Regions from separate parts of the Mus musculus genome. Here region 1 is linked to region 2. A link is a loop called in an ENCODE intact Hi-C map of the cell type or tissue named here. Cell type or tissue: gastrocnemius. All regions are shown on one strand.

What was found. Hi-C counts contacts between places; a loop is a spot of excess contacts. Peaks named below come from ENCODE experiments on the same cell type or tissue, not always from the same donor. Only the 100,000 strongest peaks of a DNase experiment are listed, where the experiment ranks them.
Region 1: it touches region 2 in a loop (8-fold over the local background); 18 of 42 quality-filtered maps call a loop at or near these places.

Annotation. Positions count from the first base shown.
Region 1 is chr7:139,577,245-139,585,244 of GRCm38, forward strand. It overlaps Inpp5a (inositol polyphosphate-5-phosphatase A), which reads left to right. Exons shown (of 16, transcript NM_001127363.1): 14 at 106-174; 15 at 938-1,025; 16 at 1,110-2,408. The coding sequence ends at 1,018. Nkx6-2 (NK6 homeobox 2) reads right to left here and starts at 5,553. Exons shown (of 3, transcript NM_183248.3): 1 at 4,890-5,553; 2 at 4,637-4,809; 3 at 3,976-4,444. The coding sequence starts at 5,295. The coding sequence ends at 4,190. It overlaps Gm33031 (a long non-coding RNA gene), which reads left to right and starts at 5,552. Exons shown (of 7, transcript XR_003946896.1): 1 at 5,552-7,927. In gastrocnemius, no CTCF peak of the experiment used is centred here; DNase peaks (open chromatin) are centred at 1,448, 3,888, 4,260, 4,661 and 2 more places; H3K4me3 peaks cover 3,271 bases.
Region 2 is chr7:139,489,046-139,497,045 of GRCm38, forward strand. The region is part of intron 4 of Inpp5a (inositol polyphosphate-5-phosphatase A); the gene reads left to right. Among named protein-coding and RNA genes, the nearest start is that of Gm33031, 90 kb to the right of the region's middle. In gastrocnemius, CTCF peaks have their summits at 4,103 and 7,630; DNase peaks (open chromatin) are centred at 758, 980 and 6,850; H3K27ac peaks cover 872 bases.

The DNA.
Region 1 (8,000 bases), 88 kb after region 2:
AACCTCTCTGATCCCAAGGATATCCTGAAGCCCCTTCCTGTCCCTCCTGGCAGGACCGCAGATTGCCTCAGCCTTCCCACACCCTCTCTCTCTGTTTACTTTCAGTCAGAGAGCGAGGAGAAGGTTGCCACCTACGACCACATCGGGCCTAATGTCTGCATGGGAGACCACAAGGTGACTTGTGCAGTGTTGCTGGGGCCCAAGGGCTGAACCCCTGTGGGTGGGAAGGGAGTGAGGGGCCTCTTCTTTAGATTGGCTTTACCAAGCAAGCAGAGTTTGTCTGAGTTAATTTAGTTTTAATAACATACCAAAGGATGGGTGGATGGATGGTAAGCAGAAGAAAGTATCAGTCAAAACAGAAGAGAATCCCACTGTGTGTAAGACATCATGTCTTGGTTATGATCAGCTGCTTCTTCAGTGTACACTGGGACTGTGCTCCTGGCCTTCCTGTGCTGAGCTCACACCTGTGAGAGTGTGGTAATGCACGTCTCACAGGCAGATGTGCACTGATTATACACAGACGACTGCCCCTGAACCCAGAGTGGCCCACAGTCTCCAGCGACACTGAGGCCAGGTGACAGATCTTGGCCAAATTAGATAAGTCCACATCCTCTATATCCAAGGGCTCTGAGCTAGGGACACCACATACGCTAGTCATGGGTGCCTATGGCCCTTGGTGTTTGGTCCTTCCTTTGTAGTTCCTTACATTACAGAGGGAAGTTCTATCTGGAACCTACCCTCCTTACATTTCAAAGAGGTTATGTGGCTCCTTTCATGGCCCAGCTCCAGGCTGGCTGTCTCAGTCTGGGCTTTGTACACATGACTGGCCTTTACTCCTCTGGACTCAGTTCTAGATGCTCAGATGCGGGGCCCAGAGTCCAGGAAGCGGCGGGCAGCAGCCTGGGCGTGCTGACCTTCCCCTTTTCTCCCACTGCAGCCGGTGTTCCTGGCCTTCCGAATCGCACCTGGGGCAGGTAAACCTCACGCCCATGTACACAAGTGTTGTGTCGTGCAGTGACGTGGTGGTAAATATGGCTCCTCCTTGCTCTCCTTTCTGCAGCTTTTCCTGGTGTGTTTGATCCTTTAACAAACGATTAATTCCACTACAGGGAAGAGGTGCCAGCGCCGCGAGAGGATCCTCGAGAGGCCTCCCTGTAGCAGTGTATCCAACTCATCCTCCTAACAGCTGCATCGGAACCGCCCAAGCCTCACCTGCTAGACGGCCGGCCCCACACTTCGCTTCAGCCTCCGGACCTCCGGAAAGCCTCACATACCTCACTGTCGTGTCTGTCACGTGACATTGTAGACATATTGGGTGTAATCAAGCCACAGTCCTATTGCCAAAACTCTAACAGACAGCAGAGCGCCTGTATTTTAGACTTCACAGTTTTCCATTTTTAACAATTGTCTGTGGAGGAAGCTTCTCCATTTAGAGCCCCAGGTGTCCAGCGTCCCTCTCTGCCAGGAGGAGTGTGCCGGGCACTAGCCCAGGCAGCCAGGCTGCCACGTGTGCCCAAGCCCGAGGCCCGAGGTCTGACTCTACTGCCATGTTACGTGGCGTGAGAATCACACTGCAGCTGCTTTCCATTTTTATATATATAAATACATATAAATATATACTTTTTAAAAATAATTTATAAATCTTACCAAAACTTATGCTGAATATACTTTCCAGTATGAGTGCACGAGTGTCCTGAGCAGGCAGAACCGCAGTCTAGATGAATGGCGACTCCATCAGCAGTCGGCACCTGTTCCTGAGACAAGGCCTAGCCAGTGCCCAGGGCGAGGGGCCCTGTGATCTGCCTGTACTAGCAGTTTGTCACTCTTCTGCCTTTTCTGTGTAATATTAAGAACTGAATGTGAAGTTTATAGCTAGCCTGGGTGTACCTTTTAAGAATTTTGTAAACTGTTTTGTCTGTCTTTTGTTACCGTTTTATGGTGCCAAGTAGCCTACATTAAAACCATAATCTTGTGGGAGAATTAGAAGTAGCCTCGTCCACTTCCCACAGATTGCTTCTAGCATGGGCTGTGTGTAAACCTGGCAGAAAAGCGACGGGTGATGCTGGGCACAGCCTGTTGCCTGGACTAGCACCCAGCACTGAGAACCACGGAAGGCGCCTGCGGAGCCTGCTGAGGAAACACAGCGTGCTTTTATTGATTTACTTCTGAACACTACAGTTCCTGGATGGGGCGGAGGCGCGAGTTAATGTCGGTTTCCCTAGAAATCACTCAAGGCCGGCCTGTGTCCTTGATGCCAGGGTCGGGTCTGTGACTGCCATGGTCGCTGCTTGCCAATGTGCCATGTCCGCAGCGGTTGTCCGTGGGTTCCAGCTGTGGGTCCTTCCCGTGAAGGCCTCTGGAAGTGACTGCTCGGTTCCTAAGCAATAAAATTGATCATGGTGAAAACAGTTCCTGCTGCTTATTCTCCTGCCTTCCCTCTCCCTTGCCTTTGAAATGCTAAGTGCCAGGAGTGGCCCCCTTTGTGCGGGTTTGCTCTGGCCCGTTCTGATTCTGGGAATTTCAGAGTTCCAATCCGCCACAGGGCACCAAGCCCTCAGAAAAATCACCTCTTAGACTTTTTTATTATTATTATTACTGTAGTGGAAAAGGCCATCCATTCCCTCACTCTACTAGAGGGAATTAAACAAAAGCTTTTCTTTGGCTTCGCTCAAAACCTTTATCAACATTTCTCTGCTCTGAACTTTGGCTGAGAAACCACACAGAAACCACACATTGCCCCATTTAAGACGGGGAAAAAACTCTTGCTTCCTTTTAAAGAAAGTCAGTGATTCAAAAGAAGCTTTGACTTTGCTGATGGAGCCAAAACAGCAAAACAAAGCCTTGGGCTTTTCATGGTTCCAGTGAATATTTTTTAATGCCTTACAGAGAGTAGTTTTGTCATGATTAGCTAATGTGGAAATTGCACACTTAACACTTAACATTCACTACATTAAGGTGGAGCTGTGGAATGGACTTGTATGGGGCCGAAGATGGGGCTTTGCTACAGGGAATTATAGCCCTGAAAGGTCCTAGGGTGGAGAGGGCACCAAGCTCTTAGCTGCCTGGGCATGAGCCACTGGTCTTACCTATGGATTTAGCTCTTTAGGTTGAAGAGATCCTGGCTGAGGGCCCTCCTGTCAGCCTTCTGAGAGGCCAGTGGTGAGTGTCAGGGCTGCTGACACAGGCTGAAGACTGTGAGGTGCCTGGGCAGGATTCACAGGATGTCTGCAGCCCTGCTTAAAACCGGGCTTTCTACTAATGAAAGTCAAGGACTGATAGCCAGAGGCCAGGGAGGGTGCAGAGCCTCGGGCCTTATTACCCCCAGCTGGAGTTTAGTAATTATATCCAAAATGTTTAGAATTCTGGCTAAACAGATAATTATTACAAAATAACAGGGATAGGACAGTGCTGGTTTGGCCTGAACCAGGACATGGGCGCATAGTAACAGGGCACGCTCCCCCAGGTTGAGAAAAAGAAAATACATTAAAAAGAAAAACAGTGTAGTGTGAGGTGCTAGCTGCTTTTAATGAGACAAGCCTTGCAGAACTTTGGGTCTCCCTTCGAATGTGTTAAAAACGAAACAAAACAACAACGATCTACACAGAAAATAGAAATCATACCTGCTTTGGGGTCTCTTCCGCTGAGTTCCCTGCTGGCCCAGCTCCTCCAAGCACTGCGCAGCGGTGTCCTTCCCTTCCCCGGCGGCTGAAGCTGCCTTCCCACGACCCGGGGCATGCTCAGTCTCACAACCTCTGCGCTCCTGCAAGCTGCCATCACCGTGCGCTCTGGGACCATCACCAGGCACTCAACCTCTGAACCAAAGGCGCACACGGGCCCCAGGTCGTCATCAAGCACTGTCGCGCCCCCCTGCGCCAGTCTCTGGCGCCCACAGAGAGAACAGGCTAGGTGGGTCTGCAGGGTCCTGCCCGCCCGCTGGTGCCAGCTCCGTATGGAAGAAACACGATGTGCAGCCTTGGGAGCCACGGCTCCGACGAGGACGTGTTAAATAATTTATTGATTATACAAAGTGATCGGCCCAAACCCCGTACTCCGCCATCACGCCAAGGCCGCGCCAACGTCCGCTTTATAACTTATTCTGTAAAAATATATATACACACTGCGGCTGGGCGGCTGGCGTCGGGGCATGCCGCGAGTCCCGGTTCTCGGGTTCTCCGGCCTGGCCGCGTCCTCACAAGGCGTCCCCCGCGCTGCCACCACACGGGCTAACGAGCGCCAAGTTCGAGGGTTTGTGCTTTTTGAGAAGCCGCGTGATCTTCTCGTCATCGGAGTTGGGGTCCAGGGGCCGGTTGTATTCGTCATCGTCCTCCGCGTCTGAGCCACCCACCTTCAGCTTCTCGGCATCCGAGTCTTGCTTCTTTTTAGCCGACGCCATCTCTGCCGCGTGCCGCTTGCGCCACTTGGTCCGCCGATTCTGGAACCACACCTGGGGGTTTGGGGGAGGGATCATCAGACGGGCACCGAGGCTCGCCTCACCCGACCAGCACTCCGGACCCGCCTGGCGCCAGCGCTTTCCGCGGTCCGGCCGCAGCCGAACCGCCGCTCGCCGGCCGTTCGCAGGACGCGGACTCCGGGCCCCGCCTCAATACTGCTGGACCCCGGCCCATTTCGAGCTCACCTTCACTTGGCTCTCGGTCATGCCCAGAGAGTAGGCAAGCCGCGCGCGCTCTGGGCCTGCCAAATACTTGGTCTGCTCGAAAGTCTTCTCCAGCGCGAAGATCTGCTGGCCGGAGAAAGTCGGCCGCGAGTGTTTCTTCTTGCCATCCTTATCCAGGACCCCGCCGGCTTGGGCTGCGAAGAAGAGCCAGTGAGCGCAGTCCGAGGCCCGCGCCCAGCCCCTCTCCTTACCGAATCCCGCGCGGGCCACTTACCGGAGCCGGCCAGTCGCGGGTCCCTCCAGGGAGAGCCCTGCACCACCCCAGGCCAGAAGATGGGCGGGCGCCCAGGCAGTTCCGCCAGCGGCTTGGGGTAGCCCCGAGCCACGGCGGCTGCGGGCCCGAAGTAGACACCTGCAGACGAGGCGAGCCCGTTGAGACGGGGCAGACTTCCTAGGAGGCCGCCACCCGCTGCGCCCACCGGCCGTCCCAGGATGTCGCTGATGCCGTGCGGAGTGCCTAGAGGCAACTGCGCGCCAAGGCTGCCTAGGGCGGGTGTCTTGAAGCCCGCCGGGCCCTGCAGCGCGTAGGGGAACAGCGACGTCTTCATCTCAGCCATGTTGTGCAGCGCGGCTAAAGGCGCGCTGCTCAGCACAAACGCACCCGGGCGGTTAGCGTCCATGGGCGCCGCCGCCTCCGACCCGGGCGCCCATCCGGGCCCCGCTGCCACCGCCCGCACCCGCCGGCTCGGGAAGTTTGCGCGCGGCGCCGAAGAGCGCCGGCTACGCTGGGACGGGTGGACCGCGTTTCAAACGAACGCCGACGGCCCCTACGGGAAAGCGAGAGGACCGACGGCTGTTGCGCTGAATGGGCGGCGGTCAGAGAGAAGGCAGGGATACTAAGGGCGGCGGGAGCGGCAGTGGCGGCTCCGGGGCAGGTCGGAGCGGCGCCGCGCGGGATGGACGCACTGATAACCGCGGGGCCTGGGCGCGGCGCGCGCGCTGATTGGCTGAAGGCACTGGCGACCAGGCCATTGGCCAGCGTCCGGCCCGTCTGCGCGCGCCCCCGCCGGCCATGCACTCCATGAAGGGCCCATTAGCGAGGCAGGTGCCTCCGGGACTGTAAATTTGCCCCCTGATTTATCTCCCTAGAGATGAAATAAATCCCGTTGGATGGGAGTTTAGTTAGGCAAAGGTTTTAATGGGAAAATCAGGAAAAAATACGAGAACATATTTTATCGACCGAAAGAATGTAGATTTCAAGATCCACTCCGAAAGCTCAAGCTCAGTATGCTTAGTTCAGGGAAGAGCCTGGGACGGCTGGACGCCACAGGTCAGGGCACTCCATCTTGGATCAGGGCCCAAGCCCTGTACTGGGGTTCCTTCTCCTTCCCAGCTCGTGGTGGTGTGGGCTGTTGTGAACTTGTGGGTATAACTTTTCTGGGTGGATTTTGAACGAAAAAGGGTGGACTCTAGGGACCAGATAGATTTGGCTTCCTCAGATCTGCCAAACTCTGCCAACTGAACTCACTGACTTTAGATGGCTCCAGGCAACCGGTGACCTTACTACCACACACACACACACACACACAACCTATGCTGTCCTCCCGTTCTGAAATCCTTGAAGTTGGGTTGGGGTATCTGGGAGAGGCTAGGCCGTCCCCCTTGAACTTTTATGCTTATTAGGCACTCACCTAGGAGGTTACCCGTGTCCAGACTTTGAGGCCCAGGACCAGAATTCTCCTGCTTATTGCTTTCTGGCAAGCTGGACCTCGGGCCAGAATGCAGCGGTTTTGGAATTCAAGAACCAGGACGAAAGGATCACCTTACTCACTGACTTCGGCTGGGTATGCGTTTGCAGTCTAGCGGACAGAGCACTGGCTATAGACCCGGCCTGTAGAGCCCACTAGGCCTTAATTTCTTTTCTAGTACAGGGGCCTCTCACTCCATAAAATTGTTGGGCAGTTAACTGAAGTTGCAGCCACCTAGTGCGGCGGCGCACAGCAGGATCCGAGAAGGTAGCACGCTGGCGCTTATTTCTTTCCTCCTCTTGAGCAGTGCTTACTGTTAACCTCATAATACCTAGTACTGATTGTGATACAACCTGTGGAAATAGAATCTACTGTTTCCGGTCCTGGCGATTTAAGCAGAGGCCCTGTGCAGTTTGTTAATAACGACTTTCCCCTTTTGCCCTGGTCTCCAAGGTTTCTGTCTTACGGGCAAAAGTGATCCTAAAGGCTTCACGTAGGGGCCTAACGTCCACTGCTGCTGGTCCTCTTAGAAGTTCAGTTTCGTTTTTTAACAGTTAGTGTGGGGTCTTTACGCCACGCGTCTCCATCAGGTCAAGGCTTGGAAAGCCACTTTATGGCGGGAACTGGAAATAAGTGCTGTGGTCCCGCTGACTTCTGCAGGACCTGAAAGACCTTGCACGTATGATCCTCACCCATCCTCCCGTACGCAGTGGCCCCTAGCGCCTAGAGGTTTCAGTTACTGGCTTCCTAGTCTGAGTCTACACTCTCAGGATCCATTTGGGCGCGAGCAGCAGCAGCGGGGGCTAGGCTCAGTTCCCTCCAGCACCGAGCACACCGCCCGCTGGAAAGTCTGGGCTTTCTGATGGTACCCTGGGATCTCTGGACTGCTTCCCTCGAGCCCTTAGACCAGCCCCTGGCCTCGCTTTCGCTCCACTTCGATTACGACCGCGTATACTCCGAGGATCTGAGCATCGGGAGTACAGTCCCTGGTAGAGTACGGACTTTTCTGGGCTCGCGGGAGACCATGCTGGAGGCCAGGGGCGCCAGCTCTAGAGAAGAGGGACCCAGAGCTCTGAGCAGCATGGGGGTGGGGCGGGAAAATACGAGGCGGGCAGAGTGGGAAGTCCTGAAACCTCCCACCTCACCGTGCCAAGCCGACCCTGAACAGCTAGGAAGAGCGCCCGTCCTCGGAATCAGCGTTCGGAGAGGCGAACTATGAGACAGGGTAGGTGTGCTCTGGCCTTTCGAAGGCTCACAGAGCCCGGGGCACTGAGACAGAAGGAGTGCTGCAGTTCTGTGCTCGAACTCTGGCTGTTGTCGCAGGCCTGTCCAGACTTCCTTAAATCTGGGCAATCGAAAGATCTTCCGTCGCTGTTCTTCTCCAGCGGCCCTGCATCTGTGTACACCTGCGGGCTCACTCCAACTGCGAAACCCACAGAGTCGAGAGAGGTGTCGCTTTCTGTCTGGATACTCATTGCCATGCTCTCCCTGGGATCAGAGACTCAGGGAACGGTGAGGCCAGTGTGCCGGATGAATGAAGCGGGAGTGCGGGCCGAAGGATGAAGTGAGTTGCGCTTTCTTCGGGCGTTCTGTCCTGCTAAGCGCGTGGGGACATTTCCTACCCCTAAAAAGGTTGG
Region 2 (8,000 bases):
TTTCTGAGGGCACTGGGCGCCCTGCACTCAGTTAAATCATGGCTGTCTGCACCCCTGTCGGGTGATGACCTGCCCTCCTGCCTCAGTACCATGGCCCTTCGGGATGTGATGATGTGCGGCCGCAGCAGCCGGGCCGCAGTGAAGGTGAAACTGTCGTATCGATCTTTTTAGCACTAAAATATGAGCCACTTTACGCTGCTCCCCGCTGCTGTGATGTGAAAAATAATAACTCGGATCCAAATTAAAAATATTGATCCCTGGAAGGTGTTGAAAGTAAATAAACACCTTCCGAAGTTTTCGGGTCAGACGAGGAATGGTATTAAGCAATAAATGTGTCGGCACGTCACACTCAGGGTTCTTGATCTGTTTTTCCTCTGAATTGATTTTTCATTATTTACTTCCTAAAAGTGTTGGAATTTGGTCCTCCACCGTTAAATCCCAGTGTTTGGGCAAATGATTTCTTTGGGGCTTATGAGGTGCTCCTAACCCACTCCCTCATTGATTGATTGATTTTTGACTCAATGAGCTTGCAGTCTACGCTTTATTTAGGACTTCCATCATAATTTTTTATACATTTAGGCCTGACTTTTTTATTTCCCTGTAACAGATGAGCTGACATTGGGCTATCAAAGTGGGGGAAACAATTGCCACGAGGTTCATTTTGTTACCGGATCCATGCATCCTGAGGAGCTGTGGAGCTTTTTCTGGCTACAGCCCAGGCCCTGAAGGGAGTCTGCCTAGCCCAGGACATATGTTTAGAACAGGCTAAGCCTCATGTCTCCAGGAGGGGAGGTGCCTGTAAGGACTCCAGGATTTGCAAGTGACTGACACTGGTTCTTATGAGCTCAAGGACAAGCTGAGATATGTCTCTTAAGAAATTTCCCTTTCAGAAGGCCACTGAGACCCACTGCTAGCCGTGTGCCCACCTGACCTGGCACAAAGTAGAGGGGCAGGTGCAAGGCACCACATGGGGGAACAGTGGGAGCCCCGTGTTGACCCATCCTCACTGGGTTCTCCTGGGTGGGGGACATGACTATGTGACTGATCCTGCTATCTTTAGGAGTGTGAGATCCTACTCTCTAACATCCAGAAGGGGGTGCCCTGTCTGTCAGAGCTGTGCTCATTGGATACTAGAGAGCTGCCCGCAGAGAGGAGGTAGCTTTATTCTCCAGCAGCTTCAGGAAAGGCCCAGTATTTTCTGCTCTGCTAACAGCTTCAAATGCTTCTTGTTCTTTATGCCAGGCAGGTTCCGTGCCCGTGCAGGCATTTGGGAGACTCAGCTGTGCCTCCCTGGACATTGGGAAGACCCATATTTACTTATTGGGCATCAAATAGATGCCCAACCTAATTCCTAGGTATGCTCATGTGAGTATGCTCTAGATCCAGATATACCCTTGTGGGCATCTGGTAGATTTAGATGTGCCCAGGTGAGCATGGGGGCAAACCCAGATGTGCCTCAGTGGGCATCAAATTAGACGCAGATGTGCCCTTGTGAGTGTCTACTAGATACAGATATGTCTTTTGGGGTACCAGGCAGACTTCAAGGTGCCTCTGCAAATGTTGAGGACCCCCATATTTGCCTCTCTGAATAGCATCAGATCTTGGTATGTTCCCATGCATGTCAGGGGACCCTAATGTACCTTAGGAGTGTTAGACAGGCCAAAATGTGCCTCCGTGGTCACTAGGATACTCAGCTGTGGACCTGTACATAGGACTCCTTGTCAGCCAGGCAAAGCAGTTGCCTATGTTCCCCATGTGCTGTCTACTTTCTGATAAAGGAGTTTGGGGCAGAGAGCCGTAGTAACATGGTACACATGCCAGAGCTTTCCTCTGCTTAGCCACAAGTGTCTATGAGTGCCCATCGGCCATGCCTATCCCCACCTCTCCGTTGTCACTCATATTTAGACCCAAGGTAGTCAGGAAGAAGAGGTTGGGATATCTGCTTATGGATGTAGGACAGGGAGGGAATGTCACAGCATTCTGGGAAGGCTCAGTACTGGAAGGAGGGATGGGGCCACCAGCTTGGTGAACCTATTCGATTGAACCTTGGTGAATACTTTGATTGAATCTATGGCCGTTCACAAGGGTGATATAACTCCAACCAGCCATGTTGCCTACTTGCCATGGTCTTAAGGAAAGAACACTTACTCTGTCCTGGTTTAGAGAACATTGACTGAGGAGGAAGAGGTGGCAATGGCTGCCTGGCATGCAGGATGTTGGTATATGTCCTCAACACTTCCCCAACATCATTCCAGTGTTACTCTCCCCCAGGTTCGGTACTGTGGAGACACGACCAATCCACCAATACCAGGTTTGGAATAGGAGATGACCAGAGCCCAAGTCATCTTTGCATACCCATGGTTGCTCCCCTGAGATAATGTAGTGACTGCTCGGTAGCACTCGCCTCCTGAATGCCAGATCCCCATGACTAGATGAGAATGTTGCATTCTCTTGTGGGCTGCTTTTTGCTGGGCAAGTGGTGCTCAACTCACCTCTGGCAGTAGTCGGACAAAAGTCTCAGAGGGAGGTGCATGTGCCCTGTGCCATAGGGAGGCTCATCAAATGACCACATGGAGGAACTCTGGAACACCACCACCCATACCCTTAGAGGACAGAGCCATGGGTTTGCTTCTCAGCAACCAAAGTCTGCCAGGCTCAGCCAAGATCTTGGACCCGCTTACCTGACCTAAGGATGAGGTATAGCCAGTTTGTCAGCCCTCGAAAACCAGGGTGTGCTCCTGTGTGTTCAGCCTGCTGCTGGCCCAAGACACAAGGATGGCTACCCTCGCTTCTGCCCCTCAGGACCTGTGTTCTGGGCTGTTGAATATAGAGGGTGTGGTTGAGACGTTGGCCCAGACTCTGGGAATGCATTAGGATGAGGAGCTGCGAAAGAAGCATCTTACAAAGAAGGACATAGATGTATCAGTGTGGAGTGTTGTTTCCTCAGCTCACCTTGCTAATGTACCTTCCCCCGACCCCCACACAAGGGTCTTTCTGTGCCAGATAGTTCAGTAAGGGTTGTGTGGAGCACAGCTGAGGCCCCAACATTTGTCTGTAGGCAGCTGCATCTGTCAGTCCTACTGGCCAGTCACCCTACCAGAGCTAGCTGGGTTCCTATGGTATCATTTTGTGTGCTTTGCTGGGTTCAGTAACTGACATCCCAGGTTGACATCACTGTGCAAGCTCTAGTACGAGCTAGGCAGTTGCCAAGGAGCCCTTAGTGGCCAGCACTGTCTTAGCTGGGTCCTTGCAGCTACTGAGCACGAGCCGTTCCTTAGCCCAAGTAGAGCCAAGGGAATTTAGTAACCCACGCAGAGCACAGCGCAGCGGAAGCCTGTGCTTTCAATTGGGCTCCAGAGCCAACAACATATAACATGTACCATGTTACATACTACATGGAAGGGAACAGACACTTAAGCCAACACACGAGGACATATAGGAAGCACCTGGCATTCAGGGAGCAAATATTGCATCAGGCAGCACAGGAAGGGGCTCCCATCACTGGCACATAGACTATCTGACCATGATTGACAGGGAGAAAGGAAGTCAGAGTTTTGCTATGCTTAGAGCATCAAAGAAGGAAGTAGAGTGTGACTAGGTAGTTGGTGGGGACAGCTGTAAGATTTGGGGGACAATGGGAGGACATTCATCTGTGGACAGGCTGGTTGTTACTAATTTAAAGACCTATCTGATCTAGCCTTAAATTCATATTAAAGTGAATTTATAGAGCAGTCTAGCAATAGTGACTGAACCCAGTTTGTTGTTATTTTTCTTGAATTCAGTCTTTTGCCTTTCACAAAAGAGATGCAAGGTCAGACCTAGGTGGGTAGAGACCAGGGGGAACTCCAGTGTCCTCATGGGATGTGGCAACCAGATGGAGTGTGGCCAGTCCTATAAATGAAGCTGTTTTAGTCCTTTTCCACATGGCCTCTGCTCCTCCATCCAGCTTACTCCATGCCCCTATGGACACACTTTTACCTTTCAGGCTGTGGTTTGAGAATCCAACCCAGAGACAAACACAATCTGTTTGAGGTATAGGATCAACTTCTTTAATGGAGTGTGTTGGAATAATGAGAGCGAGGTTCCTTCAGTGAGCCACCAGGGTGCAGTACTCTCACAAGCGACCAGGACTGGGCTTGTTAACATGGAAGTACTTTGTTTAGGTCTTTGACATCTTGTCCTGTGTCCAATGGCTTGCAAGCTATCAACTTGTAAATGATTCTCTTGCAAGCTGAAATTTAGATAACATTACCCTTTATAATAGCACCAAAGTATGAACTATTCAGAACTGTCTTAGGTCAGTGCTCTCTAAGACCTGCATCCTGAGAGCCATCACATGCAGCTTATACCAATTAGTGAGACCTGAGTATGTGGAGCTGTCCCAGGCTCGGGGAATGCTTAGTGGTATTGACGTGTCTGTTCTACCAAGATTGGCATGATGCTCCGGTGTGATTCTAATCAATGTTGGAGCAGAGGTTTTGTAGAAATCAGAAATCTGCATTTATGTTTTATATGGAAGTATAAAGGACCTACAGTGGCCTCAACAACATTGACAAAGGACAGTTGAGGGCTCATCTTGCCTGATCAAGACTTCCTATAAATCTGCAGTGGGCAAACCGATGGAGTGTAGGTATAAACCCGGAAAAACAGGCAGAGGGCTGGAAAGGACTCTGCAAATCCACTGGGTCAGGCTGGCCTCAGGCTTCTGAGGGCTGGGATTACAGGGACATACCACCTTTGATTTTGACGGAGGTGTCCAGGCTGTTGAGCCATAAGGGTATGCTCTGCATAAGGGAACAGTGGCCCTTAGCTGACCATTTGCTATGAATAAAGTCCAACTTTCACCAGAGACTATGGAAATTCATTTCTATGTGCTTACAAACCTGAGGGAGAAGTGATCGAAGCAAGTATTGGAAGGCAGTAATCCTCAAATGAAACCTTTGTTTTGATGCAAAAGTAAAGACAGCTCACAGCCTATGAGACAACTTTTGCAAAACCTCCGACTGGGAATTTTACCTGAAGTTCCTCGTGTAAATAACTGTTTCTGATCAATAGAAGTGGGGCTGTGGACCTGACCTCTGACACGGGCGGGGAATCTGAGCAGACTTGTCAGTAAGACACAGGTGTAGCAGGTGAGAGTAGAAGGTGCTCACCTGCTGCCCACAAGGCAGTGTCTTGTCCCTGAGTGTCCCTTCAAACCAATACCGTGGCTTCCAGTACCAAGTGCCTTCCCTGCAGTGTGCTGACAGTGTCCGGTTTACAATGATGAAACCTCCTCCCATCTGGACTCTGGGCTGCTTCTGGGGCCAGGCTCCAACTACAGGTGGACCCATAGGTCACAGAAGGTGCAAAGCCTAAAATGGAGCCTTGGGCTTCACACTTGCTCCTGTGTCTGGTACTAGAGGACTGCTTCTCAACTTCCCCAATGCTGTGACCCTTTAAGACAGTTCTTCACATCTTAGTGACCCCAACTAGAAAATTAGTTGTGTTGTTATTTCCTAACTGTAATGTTGCTCCTGTTGTGAATCATAATGTAAACATCTGTTTTCCAGTGATCTTAGGCGGTCCCTGTGGAAGAGTCATTTGACTCTCCTCCTGGAAAGGAGTCTGCAGCCACAGCTTGAGAACTGTTGTACCTCATTGTCTTCTAAGGGAGAGCACATGGGCTGAGGACCCGGGGGGGGGGGGGGGGAGCCTCATCTGAGGTCAGCGAGGAGCATGGGCCCTGCTGACCTCCAGCCACAGCCATGTGGCACCACCCATCTGCTCCAGCTTGTGACACCTGATTCCGTGACCCTGCTTGTGTCATCCCCCCCCCCACCCACCAGGTGTCCTCCACTTCCAAAACGATGGACAACATGCAGTAAGGCAGACTCTACGGTCACTGTACCCAAAGCCTGCAGGGGCCTGTGTTTGCAATCATCTGCCCTGGCCATCCCTCCTAATCCCATAGGTCACTTGCTGGTGGTGGCTGTGTCAGTCTAGGGCCCTGGTTTCTGTGGGCAGGAGGACAGTGGGAATGGGGCTGTCGTGGACACAAGGGCAGTATGGGGTGGGGTGATGCAGGCTTCATGTTCCCAGCCTGCTGATCCAGGCCAGCCTGCTCATTTCCCACCAGATACTGTATCTCTACCTTTGTTCCGTGCTTTCTGGTGAGAAATCCCTAACAGGTCTTTGGTGAAGCTGAGCCAGGTGCCTAGTGGCAGCAGATCCATCAGGCTGTAGACAGGCATGATCGAGGGCCGTGTCACATGAGCCTAGGAAACAAATACACTGCAGGAAATGTATTGGTGAACAAACTGAAAGATTGTAAAGCTCTTAAGGACTTTGATGCTTGTTAGCATTTTTTGACAGAAAATCACTGAAGCAGTAGACATAAAAAAAAATAGTCCTGGGGCTCACAGTGTAACTGCTCATTCTATTTATTTAGCCTCAAGTGACGTCTCACTAGAGTCCCCTGTGAGCATAGCCCGGCATGTCTAGACTCTTCCTGGGACTTGCAGCAAGCCTGACCTCTGCCTTATGTATGCGTTGGTCTTCTTGAGGTGCTTTTATACTACTGATGGAGACCAAGCCATCTCACCTAGCAGAGACAAATTTGGCCTCAGATGCAGGATCCTGAGTCCTGCATCCTTGTCCTCCAGGAACCCAGTTTGCGGGGCCTCTAGCATTCCAGTAGAGAGTGCTTCAGGTTTTTTTCTCCTGTGACCTCAAAGGTTTTCATGTAGATGGTAGCCGTGCCTCCTGCAGTGGGCCCAGGGTCACAGTCTCTGTCTGGGTGGCTTCAATGACTAGGTCTGCACTCGCATCAAGTCCTCAACCACATTCTTCCCTGTAGCTCAGCCTAGAATCTGGCCTGGCGCCAGATTTCTTTAAAATCAGTCCCGGCAGGAGAGGGTCTCTGAGCAGGTGACCAAGGTGCAGGGCTGGGCACAAGTGACTGTTCTGTGCGTGCTCTACCATGTGAGCTGTACCCTGCTGACCCTTTAGCCATGAGGTGATGGGCAGGGTCCGGTTTGCTGAGCAGTGTCTGGTTACTGGTTAGCCTGCAGTCCCCAGGTCTGCACACATTTGGGTGTAGGTCAGTGTGATGTCTGTAGGGTGGGGTGGTTAAGAGTAGGGTCTCACTGTGCCTCCACTGCGTGATTAAAGTCTTTGCTTTTTATACTTAGTCCTCATCTGTTTTAGATTCATGCCCCATAGACTGGCTACTTTTTGCTCTACAGTTTTTATACAGAGTCCTGTTTATATCAAAAGGATGACCCAGGACATGGGTCATAGCTTCTGTGCCTGAGTTCTCACTCTCCAGTTGTTCCTGCCAAGGAATATTTTCATCTTGTTTGTGAGAGAACTTCTCAGTTTCCTTGAAGGGAGAAACTGTATGGTTAGAAGTTGTCCCTCCTTTTTAAAACCTGTGACAAGTGGGTGGCTGGGTGGGTACCCTAACCCCTCAAGAGTGAGCACGAGCCCCACTTTAGATCCTCACATGGCCAGGCCCCACCTCGGCAGATGCTCCTTGTTCTTACAAAGGCGACAGGAATGCCCGGCCACCATCAGCAGAAAGCATCATCTCAGATGTCTCAGGGTCACCGCAATGCACCATAAAGCCACCAGGACATGGGGAGCCATTCCTGACAGTCATGAAAATATCCTTCCCAACGCAAAGCCAACTTCCCCATGCTCTTGTCTGTTGAAATTTTTAAGAAGACTTTAGTTTTTTTTCTTTTTTAAAAATATTTGTCTGTCTGTGTGTCTGTCTGTCTGTATGCAGATGACTGAGTGCATGTGGAGTTAGAAGACAACTCCCAGGAGCTAGCTCTCTCCTGCCAGGGATCAACTCAGGTTATCAGTGCTGCTGACCACTGAGCTTCTCGTTAGCCCAGAGTCTCCTTTACACAAGGCAGAGTGGTGATAAAATTTGAAGGACTTTTCTGTGTAACTTTTTCCCTTGGTCCTACATTACATTTTTTAAAAACCAAATATCTGAAGGTCTGGCTTCC